2 separate regions of the Homo sapiens genome follow, and region 1 is linked to region 2. Evidence: chromatin contacts called from ENCODE Hi-C or POLR2A ChIA-PET data. All regions are on one chromosome and are shown on one strand. Each heading gives the region's core, a stretch centred on a gene start or an enhancer-like site at or near the end of the contact. The rest is flanking DNA. Distances are from core to core; before and after follow the strand shown.

The links. A loop is a pair of places that touch in the nucleus more often than their neighbours do. ChIA-PET counts read pairs that join two places held with the same protein, here RNA polymerase II (POLR2A). Pooled maps may share reads with other maps.
Region 1: a map of endothelial cell of umbilical vein shows a loop between it and region 2 (1.9-fold over the local background). The contact joins two enhancer-like sites. A Hi-C loop is called at or near these places in 5 of 168 maps with a recorded cell type or tissue (Right ventricle myocardium inferior, cardiac septum, endothelial cell of umbilical vein and 1 more) and 2 of 50 pooled maps. POLR2A ChIA-PET finds 5 or more read pairs at or near these places in 1 of 52 experiments (IMR-90).

What each region holds. Positions count from the first base shown.
Region 1 is chr9:14,028,165-14,035,629 of GRCh38, forward strand. No RefSeq gene overlaps it. Among named protein-coding and RNA genes, the nearest start is that of LINC00583, 100 kb to the left of the region's middle. Within about 2 kb of position 3,092, at least 17 of the 41 ENCODE cell types and tissues checked have a DNase peak (open chromatin) inside an H3K27ac peak, as active enhancers do; they include endothelial cell of umbilical vein, where a contact is called at or near this core.
Region 2 is chr9:14,196,445-14,203,585 of GRCh38, forward strand. The region is part of intron 2 of NFIB (nuclear factor I B); the gene reads right to left. Among named protein-coding and RNA genes, the nearest start is that of NFIB, 110 kb to the right of the region's middle. Within about 2 kb of position 2,872, at least 22 of the 41 ENCODE cell types and tissues checked have a DNase peak (open chromatin) inside an H3K27ac peak, as active enhancers do; they include endothelial cell of umbilical vein, where a contact is called at or near this core.

The DNA.
Region 1 (7,465 bases), core at 1,842-4,341, 170 kb before region 2:
CTTTTGTCTGTGAAAATGCATCGTTATCCAAACTCTATTGGATTGTAATAATGCTTAAGCGAGATCAAGTGTGAAATGTGCATGGCATGCAAGAGGTGCTCAATAAATGGTAACTTAGAAAATAGAAAACCAGGGAGAATTTGAGAGGCATTCCTAGGACTGACTTTAAAGTGACTTCAACTACCACTTTCACCTTCTCAACAAAGTATTAGGGACACATTAGCAGTAACCCTGATATGTGAAAGCAAGCCACAAAAGCCTCTAGTAGAAGCAGTTTTGAGATAAACATGATCCAAATATGCCTTATTGAGAGCATCCTAATCTCAACAGTCAGTGGTCAAATAAATGACAAGTTTGTGAGCAGAATCAGGAATAAAAAAGCAGTACACTCCAGTATATTCCTGAAACATTAACACACACCTGTCAGGAAATGATACCAAGAAGCAGGACTTTCACAGTCCTTGCGGATGACCTTGCAGAGGACCCCAAGTTACACTGATGTTTAAGTTTAAGGTACCCCAAGTTTTGGAACCATCTGTTCAAGTTCTGGCCAGATTTCCATGCAGTATGCAAATGTCCTAAGAGAAAAATTATTTCCCAGGTTACTACAAAGAGATGTATATTCTGAAATTTTTCCAAAGAAATTTCTGTTATACAGAATATGGGTTTGGGGAAAGGTTATTAAACCAAGCCACTAAACTTCAGCATTAATGGACTACATACAAGGGGAAAAATACATTGTTTTAATAATTAGGAACATATTGATATTAATTTTATTATTTTATATGTGTTGAAATGGCAAAGATGTAAAAAAAACTACCAACTACTAGAATATTGAAGAATTTGAGGATGAAATTCACATACACTCCACATATAGTGGTGGTAGTAACATATAGCAGAGACTTTATAAACCAATACAAAAGTATGTAGCAAGGTTATTAAAACAGATTCATAATTTCTGACCTAGTAATGCCAGTTTTGGAATATCTATCCAAATGAAGTAATAAGGAATATAGTCAAATATACATATTCACAGTTATCACATTATTTATAACAATATTTCCATTAAAAATAGAAATACCCTAAATATCTTATAAGAAAACAGGCACATGGTACTATTATTATAAATTATGGAGCCATTACAAACCATGTTTTCAGCCGGGCGTGGTGGCTCACGCCTGTAATCCCAACACTTTGGGAGGCCGAGGAGGGTGGATCACGAGGTCAGGAGTTCAAGACCAGCCTGGCCAACATAGTGAAATCCCATCTCTACTAAAAGTACAAAAATTAGCTGGGCGCGGTGGCAGGTGCCTGTAATCCCAGCTACACGGGAGGCTGAGGCAGAAGAATTGCTTGAACCCGGGAGGTGGAGGCTGCAGTGATCCCAGATTGCACAACTGTACTCCAGCCTGGGCGACAGAGCAAGACTCTATCTCATTAAAAAAAAAAAAAATGTGGTGACACTGAACAAAATAAGGATATAAAACAATTTGGAAAACCAAACGGGGTTATTGTACATTGTCTTCCATGTACTCTCCTGCACTTACCAAATTTTCTTCAGTGAACATAGACTTATTTTATATTTAGAAAAAAGCAATAAACATTTACACCAAAAAAAACCTCTCAGCATTCACAGACAATCAAAACAACCTGTAGAAATGCCACTAACAGTATCTTTGAAAGCCAAACCATCACACTATTCTTTGTATTGCAGTTACCCAGAATGCCACAGAGATTTTCATATGAAGGAGACTGGTTGCTTTCTTTTTTTTTTCTTTTCCTTTTCAGGTCCATATTGCTTGATCTGAGCATACTGCAAAGTGTCCTAAAAGCCATATGGGAGATAGACTTCTTCGCAGCTGCAAAGGAAACATTTGCAGAACAGAAAACACCAGAAATCACAATACATTCTTAGTCATAGTAAAATGGAACGCACGCGAAATATTGAAAACATGGAGTGGAGATTTCATTTTTAAATATTTTAATTACCAGAACAGAGCTGTTTGATTCTATTTCAGAGCTCGGTAGATGAGCAGCAGCGGGGGGGGGGGGGTGGCGGCGGCGGGGCCAGGGAGGGGAAATGGAGGAAAAAGAACAACAGCCACTCGGAGTGAAAACAATCATCAGTTAACAAATGGCAAAGAGAAATTAAGTCTTTCTAGCTGAACCGTGTTTTGTTTCTTACAGAAGTTTTACTGCTGTAAAATGTGGCACGTTTTGTACTGTATGTTCTCTCGGAAAAGCCAAACAGAAACCAGTCATCATGGTTTCCAGAGAGCAAGGCCTCCCCTTTCTCATGTTTCAACTACGCAGTCTCCACTTGGGCTGGGGACCGTATCATATATCATAAATCACTCTCTGATAGATATTTGGCAAGCAGTCAGCACCCCAGGCTATGCAACAAACTATAGTATGGAAAATTTTTAAGGTGGAATCTTGATTTTGTAACTTAAGGACTTAACAGCATCTCAAAACATTTTACTACTTCCTGGTACACACACACAAAAAGCCAAGAAAGCAGAATTCTCCATATGGTTTTCGGTTTTATAGGATATATACACAATAAGCCATACAACTGTAAACCTGGAGGCGTTCTCTTGCTGTTGTTACTTCAACTCCAGTGAAAATGAAAACAAAATTAGAGAGTTTTATCTCAACCTAGCCCATGAAAGAGTCAAGTCACCAGGAACTTCTAGAATCTGCTTTTTAACTATCCATCCCCCTACAGTTAACTGTTCCACACCTTCTTAGAAACTAGAGGAGGCAGCAGGACTAGGGGGTTGGGGACAGATTTTATTGTAAGATAATAACATGCTGTCAAAAGTACTGTCAGGGATTTCAACAGGAAGGCTTATACGTTGACAAGAGTCATAGAAACCCCAGTAGAGTCTTCCTCCTGATTTCAGGCCCAAATCCGAGTGTTTGAGAGTCCCTGAGCATGCACTCCCACCTTCTCAGATGTTGCAAACTCTTACTCACATGTTCTTCTTCAGGAGCCTCTTTCAACAAATCATGCTTTTCTTTTTTGAAACTGCAAACTGCATTTAACCCCCAAGTCACATCATCCCAGCCGACACTAGGGGCTGTTGGAATACCGCAGCTCCCAGCAAAGCTACTGCTAAGAAGCCAGTGAGCCTTTCTGTGCACGGAGGGGTTAAGTCCATGGTATTTGGACGTGCCCAAATGTTCTCAGTGTTCTCGGGCTGAGCAATTCTTAGAAGGGCTAAATAGAAACGGGGGAAATGTGGAGTGTGCGGTGTGGTATTGTGCTTTCTGTGAGAAACAATGCATGGAAAAACAAAAGAAAGAAACTGAATAAATCCTTTTTGAAGTTTAAAATAAACGCTGCTTTTTGGTTGTTGTTGTTTTGGTTGTTCACAAATTACCCATAGTTTGGGCAGGCTAAATATAAAATTTGCAATGTCGTTTATTTAAAGTGTTTCTGTCCAATCTCAATCAATTTGAAGAAGAAAATTAAAGCCAAATTTAGACAAAATGTATAAGTGGTTATATGTACATATGCTAATTCAGAAATAACATATATTCTAAGTATATTATGTGTTTCCTTCCCCACTCCACCAACCCCAGTTGTCACTGACCAATTCATTCTTGAGATTCTGTTAATTCCCATCAATGAAAGTCTCGCGCTTTGTACTGATGAAACTCATAGGCTCACAGGTCACCTCACAGTCACTTGTGACCCCACTTGCAGTTGATCATCAAGTTCCAGACTGGACCTGCCAACTGCTTCTAAAAGAAGAGAAATTTCTTTCTAAAGGAAGCACTGGAGTACGGTCCTGCCCAAGCCCAGCCAGCCTAACAGTCCTTCAGTATCTTCATTTCTGCCTCTCTTACATCAGTGGTTCTCAGGCTTGGCTGTATATGAGAATCCCCTGGGAAGCTTTTAAAAATTCCAAAGCCCAGGCTACATCCCAGACCAATTACATCAGAGTCTCTGTGGGTAAAACAGAGGCATCCGTACTTTGTGCAGCTCCCCAGCAATTCCAGGTGTAGCCATGTTGGTAGCCACCCTCCTGGCTGGGATTCCTGCATCCAGTCTTGCTCTCCTGTCAGTGGATGATTCTACTAAAACTAAGAGTGAGGTTACTCAAGTAGTATATATGGTCATGTTTTCTCCCTGTTTAACAGACCGCAAGGGTTCCTTCCTGCCTACAGAAAAAAATGTCCATATACCTTCCCATAACAGTCAAAGCTTCCTGGCCTCCATGTCCCTCTCTATCTTCCTGCCAATCCCTGCCTCCACACTCCCCAATCCTGTCTCATGGAGCCACCTGAACCCCCACATGCACCATTCTCTCACTCACATATCCAGGCCTCAGAACGGGCTGCTCCTTCCAGCTAGAAAATTCTCTTTCTCCCTGCCTAGTACATTTCAAATCTAAATTCTCCTCATCTATTTTTGGACCCAAGTCAGGTGTTTCTTCTTGGGAAATCCTGCTCACCAACACACCCAAGATGTCCAGCTGTCACCAACGCTAGTATGTCCCCAATATCCTAGACTTACCTGGAGTACAGGTAGAGAAGTTGCCCATGACCACTGGTACTCTTCCCAATTTTGAGTTTACCTATAGTACAGGTAGAGAAACTGTCCATTTACCTGCTTTCACTCCCACTAGTTGGTGACCACTTAGGACACAGAAGATTCCTTGCCCACCATTGTAACTTTGGTGCCTGGTTCAGCACCCAGCATGTGGTGGGAACACAGATTGAGCAAAAGCTGAGTGGTCCCAGCCAGCTGTAAGCATGGAGCTTCACTTTCCAATTCAATCAGGTATACTGTTTGTATTAGTCTGTTTTCATGCTGCTGATAAAGACATACCCGAGACTGGGCAATTTACAAAAGAAAGAGATTTATTAGACTTACAGTTCCACATGGCTGGGGAGGCCTTACAATCATGATGGAAGGTGAAAGGCACATCTCACATGGTGACAGAGAAGACAAGAGAGGTTGTGCGGGGAAACTCCTTTTTATAAAACCATCAGATCTCATGAGACATATTCACTATCATGAGAATAGCATGAGAAAGACCTGTCCCCATGATTCAATTACCTCCCACAGGCTCCCTCCCACAACACGTGGGATTTATGGGAGTTACAATTCAAGATGAGATTTGGGTGGGGGCACAGCCAAACCATATCATATCCCTGGCAGAGAACACTTCCCTGAATGTTTGAGTCAACATTAACCTATTTTTTCTAAGGTACATAGAAGTGTCAACGTTCTGTAGCTCCAATGAACTGGACACTGAGAAGTAGCTGGGAGAAGGTGGAGTTAGATTTGTTGTTAGGAATCAAAGGGTCTTGCAAGCTACATCCTCAAAAGTGAAAGATTTTTGCTGAATATATCAAGAATCAAATAATTCTAGTTGTTGACAAGACTTCCACAAACTACTTCCTATTTGGTTCTCACTAAAAAACGAAAATGCCACCAGTTGCAATTGAGCATGGGAAGACATGTAAACCATCAAATCACACTCTGCATTTATGATATCCTTGGGTTCAGCAACACTGCATTTATCTGTGGAAGAAGATCGCAGATAAATGCAGGTCTGCCTTCAATTCTGTTTTGTTTTGTTTTGAGGCAGAGTCTCTGTCAACCAGGCTGGAATACAGTGGCACAATCCTGGCTCACTGAAACCTCCGCCTTTCAGGTTCAAGTTATTCTCCTGCCTCAGCCTCCCAAGTAGCTGGGATTACAGGTACACACTACCATGCCTGGCTAATCTTTTGTATTTTTAGTGGAGATGGTGTCTCACCATGTTGCCCAGGCTGGTCTCGAACTTCTGAGCTCAGGCAATCTACCCACCTCAGCCTCTCAAAGTGCTAGGATTGCAGGTGTGAGCCACTGTGCCCAGCCTCTACCTTCAATTCTGAAAGGCTTACTCAGGGCAGCCACTCCACCTGCCATAGCAGCCAAGGAGAGGTGGCTAGACCATAGAAAAGAATGTTCCAAAGTGGCTTACTGAAAGCATAAAGCTAAGTTGATGAGAGACAGTTTTGCACATAAGGAAGAGAGGAGAGGCCGAGGAGAAAAAAAAAAAAAAGCAAAAGGGGGGTCAAGCACAGTGGCTCATACCTGTAATCCCAACACTTTGAGAAATCAAAACAGGAAGACTGTTTGAGCCAAAGAGTTTGAGGCCAGCCTGGGCAACATAGTGAGACCCCCATATCTAAAATTTCTTTTCTTTTTTTTTTTTTTTTTTTTGGAAATTAGCCAGATATGGTGGTGGGCACCTGCAGTCCTAGCTACTGGGGAGGTGGAGGTGGGAGGATCACTTGAGCCCAGGAAATAGAGGCTACAGTGAGCTGTGAATACGCCACTGCACTCCAGCCTAGGTGACAAAGCAAGACCCTGTCTCAAAAGAAAAAGAAAGAAAGAAAAAAAATGAAAGAAAAATGGAAAAAAAACCTTTAAAGAAAACTGATAAGGAAAATATAAGAAAAGAAAGGAAAGGGAATCAACAGGTATAAACTGCCCTCAACCTCTAGTAAGTGAGGATCCTTATTATTACTTTACACATAAGGAAAATGGGACACAAAGCAGTTAACATACTTGCAGGGGCAGGTGCGTTAGCTCATTCCTGTAATCCCAGCACTTTGGAAGGCTGAGGCAGGAAGATGACTTGAGCCCAAGAGTTCAAGACCAGCCTGAGCAACATAGTGAGACCATGTGTCTACGAAAAATTTAAAAAGTTAGCCAGGCACACTGGTGCAAACATATAGTCCCAGCTACTTGGAAGGCTGAGGGAGGGAAGATTACTTGAGCCTGGGAGTTTGATGTTGTCGTGAACTATGATCCTGCCATCGTACTTCAGCCTGGGCAACAGAGAGAGATACTGTCTCAAAACAAACAAACAAACAACAAAACGAACAACAACAAGAACAAACACACCACTTGCAGAAGGTGTGTATCCATTAAGTAACGGATGGAAAGAGGAAAGAAAGAAAGAGGAGTGGGATTCTGAAGAGTGAAAATGTATGAGGATGAGGGGAAAATGAATGTATAAAGAGAGGAAAGAGGAAGAAAGGCAAGCAAAATAATCCAATACTGTAATTCAAAAGGAAAGATTGCAACACTGACATTTCCCAGTCATTCAGCTATGAAGGCCCTGTTGCCCTGGGACCATACCGGGCTGGCCCTTCTCTGAGTATAGGGATCTTTCTTAAACACAAGCCCAGAAGGTCATCCACTGTGTGAACAGGTTGTATTCTTACTCTGTGGAATTTCAGGAACTGCTTCAGAGAAAGAATTTTCCTTCAAGTCCTGACCAATCCTTAGGTAGAATACTGTGGAGGTATAAAATGCCAGGACATACACAAGGCCAAAGAACCTGTACTTCTTCTTCCGTCCCAGATCTCAACCTAGACTCAGGTGGTCAGGCCGATGTCTCCCCGTTCATCCAACTGTGACAAAAGGTCTTTCTAACCGCCTCACCCCCACCCA
Region 2 (7,141 bases), core at 1,622-4,121:
GGGTTCCTGTTTAAGGGAGGGAATGCTGCCACCCCCTACTCTCCCCAGCAGCAGCACACTGGACACCTGAGAAGCCAAAAGCGCTACACCAAAATATACCACCTTTAATCACAAATCAAACAACAGTAATTAGGAGCATCAAGTTAATTGTGTCTACTCCCCACAGAATGTGTCCTCCAAGGCTCCTTGAAATCAGGTTGAAAGATTAGTAGTAATTTTACTCCCAATTCTCTTATTCTAACTTAAAAAAAAAAAAAAAAACAGAGCCTAAGTTCATCACTCCTACCCTCAGAACTATGGAGTCTACAAGTAAAACCTTAAAAAGAAAAATCAGACTACTTAATTAAGTGTTTTCTTAGGCCGTTTATGTAATCAGAGTAACTTTGATCTTTGGCTTCTTAATCTGTTCAAAATTTGTTGTCAAATCGTATGGAATTCCTTTAAATCCAGAATTATAAATGTTATTTTCCATTTGTCTTTTATTAATGATTAAGACAACTTGGCAGTTTGAATCCAATCAATCAAGAATGTGCAAAATCCATTTCATATACATTGGTACAATTAGATACTGACAATAAGGCTCTTTCTTACCTTCCATTTGTACTAAATATGATAAAGATAGCAAGAATACCTTAGCTATTTTCGAGGCATTTTCATCTACATTACTTTGCAATCCCGAAATAGGTTGTGCTTTATTCTGACCCTTTACAATTACCAGAAAGGAATGCAGAGCTTGACAACTTGCAGAGTAATAGAAAAACCTTGATTTTTCATTGCATTTCCCCTTCTGACTTTCTTAGGATCTGAGGGACGACCCTTAACCTTTCTCAGTCTCACTCTCCTGTCTCAAACAAGCTATAATAAAACTTTATTCCAGTCCACTGGGGTATTAGAACAATGAATCTGATAGGATGTCCCTAACACACTGTACTGTGATCTCTATAGGGAAAGTTGCTATAAAAATAAAGACACTGTTGTTATTCTTCCAATTGAGTTATTTGCAAATGGATCTTCTTGATGGAGCCCAGCCCTCCGATATAGAAAAGAAAATTCTATCAGTCCTCTAGGGTACAATTGCCTTGTGGCAATTATACCCATAACCACATTTCCTTATTACTATTTATAAAAGACTGTGGAGTTCAAGGGGAGGCAAAAAGGGAGCTTAAGAAAAAATATGCTGTTTATTTTCAACAGAAGATGCTGAAGTTGCAAATTTGGAACTCAAGGCTATAGGTAAACTTTGACAGAACATGTGTTCCAAATTAGTGTGGTGTTTCTTAGCTGTGTCAGAAAGTCAGAGGTGTCCCTGAGGCTGCAGCGCTTTAGCAAATTTTGGAAATAACTTGGGGAAAAAAAAGGTAAATTACACAGTTAATCTGGTCCTCACTCTACGAATGCTACAAAACAATGACGAAAAGGTTCACGGCTAGACCATTCTCACCAAGAAAGACAGCATATCTCGAGGTACAAAAGGCACAAAAGAAAATTAAACTGAGCTTAGGAAGAAAGTGCTATGGACAATTTTACATGAAAAGCCAAAAGGGAATGTTGGGGCTACGTTGAACTTTCCTGGAGTCTACAGACAGAATACACGTTGCCCCCTATATTCATTACCAACAGCCATAAGAATTAGTAGGTGGCTCAGGTTTAGGCACTTTAAGAATTCCATATTCCTCAAATGGAATTTTTTCAAAGTAAATAATAAAAGCTTTGCTTTATGAAGTATTAGAGAAATGGGGTTTCCCTTCCATAACAGAAATCACTAGGCCCATCACACTGCACGTCTCCAAGGAGCATGATTCACAGTGTGGGCTACGGGGAGGGAGCCTTCTAAAGTCGTTTCGGATGTTCACTATGGCATTCTACGTGTCATTAAAAAAGCCTTATAAATCATCCTAAAATTTAGAGTTTAAACCTGGAACAATTACTTGGATAAAGTTTCTTATGTTAACAGGTTTTTAAAAGTTCAATTTTCAGAAAAGTGTTTGTTGTCAGTGGAGATCTGCATATAATCTAGATTCCAATTAAACACAGAGCTCCAAAAAGACCAATTAAAGGAGAAGTAGAACAGCTTGCCGTATCATGACAATAAATGCTACTTGCCTTATTGTCATTTCACAATCAGTGACATTCAGTCCACAAATTCTAGTGAGCATCAGATTCACCTGAGATGCTTGTTAGAAATTCAGATTCCTCGACCTCACCCGCAATGACTGGGACTCGTACAGCAATGCTGGGGCCAAGAAAGCGCTCTCAACAAGCACCCCAGGTAACTCCCGCACATTGTTCTCAGCCAGTGTACAAGGGACTTGGCTGCTGATGCTTGCTCACAGACACCAAACTGGAAAGCAAAAGGCAGTATGTGACTATAGAGTCCTGAAAACACAAACAAACAAAAATGCAGTCCTTAAGCCAAAACCAATCTCCACTTTTCTCCCTCTCCCTGCCATGTGATGCACCAGCTTTGGCCAAAAATCACATGTGTACAGTGAATCCTAAAAAGCAACTAAATCCAAATCCACACTGAACCATTCTGAACTCTATCACACTTCACAGAGCTTTAAATAGAATTCTACTCAAAACATCACACCCTGACTGGCCAAGGGATTCTTTGGGTTCTGTTGCTTTATCCAAGTGATCCAAAGTGACCCAGGTTCCATTCTGCAAGTTCGCTTCTACAGCTTTTTCCAAGTCGAACACAGAAGGATTAAAAAGAAAACACAAATATTGGCATAGGTGACTTGAGGTTACTTGACCTTTCTGAAGGAAGATTTTTTGGCAATTGTGTTCTGGCAGCTCCCTGGAAGGCAAGGCCAGGACACAAAGAGGAAGACAGGAAGCCGGGAGCTGGCCATGTGTCCTTGGCAGGCAGTAGTGCGGCAGGGTGAACCACCTCATCCCTGCCAAACCAGAAACAGTGGGGAAAGCCCAGCTAATTGGCAACTCACAGCCGGCTACAGTGTACATCCTCGGCTTTAGATGCCTGATAAAGTTAAATGGCCTGCCAGACCCTAATCTACTTAAACAGGATCCTCCTTTACTTTCAAAAACTTAACTCACCCATTTGTGTTTCCTTAAGGAAGTGGTAAGGCAGCATCTTAGAATGTTAAGAGCTGGAAAAATTAAAAACAAAACAGCAAAAAAAGTAAAGATGTGTTGGAGTCTCATTATGCTTATAGCCGTTTTACTTTGTGAAAGGGCCATGTATGTTTGTGCTTTTGGTTTTAGCTAATAAGACTTCCACTTGGTCATTTATTTTTATTTAAAAGAAATTCTCAAGTCAACATTGCAGACTGATTATGACTTCAGTTCATTGGAGGATCCAGGATCCATTTTTTTTTTAATTTCACAAAACTCCTGAAGATATCCAAGGAGACTGCAGAGTTGCACCCAGTTTCCACTCAGCTATTGTTTTTACTTACACATTAGTTGGCTCAATCATATTTGCTAAGGTATTTCTGTATGTACTAGCATAAAATCACCACTTTCTGAGTCTTTTACAGCTAAAATAGGGAATCACGCAGGGAGAACAGGAGCAGAAGGGATTGTCCAAATAAACTGTTCCTTACTGCTGCTGCTAACAGAGTGAATCCAGGGACCTGGAGCCTGGAGCATAATTTTGCCCCTAGGTCTGAAGGCCTGGTAAGAGCAATTTAAAGGGGTGTGCTCAGTAGTTGGGCATATTTCCTTCTATTTTCTGTGAAACTGTTCATGCCTTCTTCAAAACTCAAAGCAAAATTTCAAATTAGCTTCTCCTCCTTAAAATATAGTAGTCAATGGTGAAATTTGATGAAGAAAATGCAAATTTCCTCTCAGAACTGGTAGAAGAGAAAGATTACAATAAACATAATCCACTGTTTTCATCAGAAGTTTCTTAAAGTCTACAGAATATTCATCCTTTAAGCAACCCAGGACCCCAGAATCTGTTTCAGTGAAGTTAGACCAAGGAATAAAACACAATACCAAAACTCACATACTCTCTGATCACGATGTGAGATAAGAAAATAATAATCCTCATGCCCAACACTAGCTCTCAGGATCGGTAAGTCTAAGTATGTGTTTCAGCTCCAAAATTACTATTTTTTTTAAAACACGACTTGACTTTCCCAGACTCTACTTAGTTGACTTTTCACACTAAGTATCCCTAGCTTTTGGAAATTCTCCTTCCCTTTTCCTTTAGGGCACCACTCCTTTCTTAGGTCCAATCCTCTATTTCTGAGGGCTGCTTTCCTGTCTTGATGGCTATCTCCTTCTCTTCTGTTGGTCCCTTATATGTTGGTGATCCCAAAGACGATCCATCCAACTTGGCCATCTTCTTGTCTTTGTACATTCCCCCTCAGCAAACTCAGCTAGGTCCATGTTTACAAATACTACCCGTTTTTTGAGAACTCTGTATCTCCATATCTAGCCCTAACCTCTTCTTTAACTGCAAAACTCCTCCTGATGTTGCTAGTGCACAACCTTTGTACACTCTTGCCTCCCCGCAACCAATCCATATCTCAATTAATGGCATTCACAGCCATTCAGTTTCCCAAGCTGAAAATGCTCATTCCAGAAACCCCAACTCCCCAAAGCTTCACATTCAGTTGTCAGCCCAGACTCTATCTTCCTTTCAAGCCTATTTCCCCATCTCCATCCCAACTGGTGCTAAGTCCCTTATTGAGCTTCACATTTTTACCTCACAATAGCCTCAGCCTCCTCAGGCCATTATGATTCACTCTTCACACTATAACCAGACTCCATCCTCTGCATAGCCACCAGGAATCACAACACTTCACTCCTTAAAACACCTTGGTGGCTTCCAATTGCTAGCTAGGATAATCTACAACCTCCTTAGTACAGCATTCAAGGTGCTCCATAACCTGGCCCCAGCCTAGCCTCACTCTCACAGAAACCATCACCCTTTACCCTCCCCCTCACACCCACACCCAACTTCCTAATATTCTTCTTAACAGTCCTAGAATATGCCGTGCAACTGCAGGTCTGTGCCCTTGCTCATAAGGTTTCTATGCCTGGAATATCCCTTATTTGATGCAAGACAAACGCCTAATTCATCTTTAAAAGCTCTTGAATTTCGTCTGTTACAACCTTCCTGAACCTTATTGCCCCATCTAATGAGACCACCCTCTGGGGCCCACATGGTCTTGCTCACACTTTAGTGCAGGGCCCGACCAGTGCATTATAGTTGGTTGTTTATACATTACTTCTCTCCAAGATTGTGACCTCCTGTATCCCAACTTACCCTGAATAATTTTGGGAATCTATTTAAATGGCATACAAATTTATCTTGGATGTACTATCCATGAAGAAACTGAGACAAAGAGCATTAATTCCCAAAAGAAAGACAAAGTAACCTTAAAAAAAAAAAGTCATAATGAGCTATCAATTTATACAGGTAATTAACATTCAATATTCTGATTGTGACATATACAGATGATATTTATCCATTCGTTTATTTTTTTGAAAAGGACTGAACACCTACAGTGGTCCATGTATCATCCTTGGAACTCAGTCTACAACAGTCAATAAAAGATGATTTGTTCTTGTCTTCATGGAGCTTATGGTTTCATTTGCACAATGTTGACTTTCATTCACTTGCTAGCAGGTAAAATGTGCTCTCTATACAATTTACAAATAAGCAGAATCTGTAATCATTATATTTTGAAGATAAAATTGATACTTTTCACACACACACACACACACACACACACACACACACAAAGATTTAGCAGTGGGACAAACTTTTTCATTTAATTTTTGTTTATAGCAACTAAAACATGAGAGACTAAAAGCCACAGACTGCAAAAGCATTGTTTAGCTGTGATAAGCAGAATGTGTAAAGGTGGTATGATGGCACAACAGCTATTGCAGCATGAAATAATGAGACTATAAAATAATGAGACCACAGTTTTAAAATTCTCCGACTTCCATTATCTTTCAGAATAGATGAAAGGGGTCTACTGACTAGTTCGGGAGCTGAAGAGTCAAATACTATTTTAGGATGAAAATTACTTTGTGGTCACATCCCATTATAGAATATTGATGGAGCCACACTACATGAAAGTCTCAAAAGGAGTACTGAGAGAAAACATCGTTAAGAATTGGTTTTCTGCTACTCAAACCCATCCTCAAGAAAAAACAAAAGCTAATTTAAAAAAATCATCACCAAAGCAAAGTTTCTAAATGGAATGACATAAAAATATCGGTTCTACGTTTCTTGTCTTTTAGAAAAACGACCCATATGTGTAGTATTTTATATGGTTTTCTCTAACGTATCTGAGAAATGGGTAAGCAAATCTATGCAAAGAGATATCATGGATTGTGATGTCATATTTCTTATGAAAAAAATCACCTTCACAATGTCAATTAATACCAAATTTAGCTTTACAACTCCATGAACTCTACCATTTTTTAGGTTAGCTGAAAACGATCTATTGACTAGCTTTGTGAGCTGAACAGTTGAATGCTACTTACATAGAAAATTATTTCTTTCACTCCATAAGAATAATTATCATGGCGATCACACAATTATTACAATTACATCTGTAAGAACTGTTACTGGGAATTTATCTCTGAAACAGTCTCATGCCTTGCAGGGGACATTTATCTTTTTGAATGATCATCAACACGAGTGTCTTTTTGTAGCTATATAAGTGATTTTTACCTCCTTCTATTAATATCCTCTTGCATGCTTTAGAAGCCAAAGGAGACAGCCCCCACATTTTTTTTTTCCTAAAGCAATTGTTTCAGTTAAGCCAGGCCCATGGCATCTTTTGAGACAGAAAGCTACCCTTTCCATTCACGGCAACATAACATTCACAATGTGCTTTCCTAAATGGATGGAAAACCCCTCAAAAAAGCCCCTCAAATCTGTGTTTCATAAACTGTACTCTTAGCAATAAAGTTTATTACAGACCTAAAGTATCTGCATAAACCCGGTTAATTGAAAAGTGGGTGGAGAAGGCTGCCAAATTAAATGTTTACATTAGCACAGCTGTATTGTAAAAACATTCTGCCCCCTGTGCTTTGTAATTATAAGATATTTCTGGACTGTGTATCTCTACAAAGTTTATCTCCACTGCCAAGAGTGTCTTGGCACGGAGCGACTGCAGTTTTTGGCAGCCAGGAGCTCTCCGCGCGG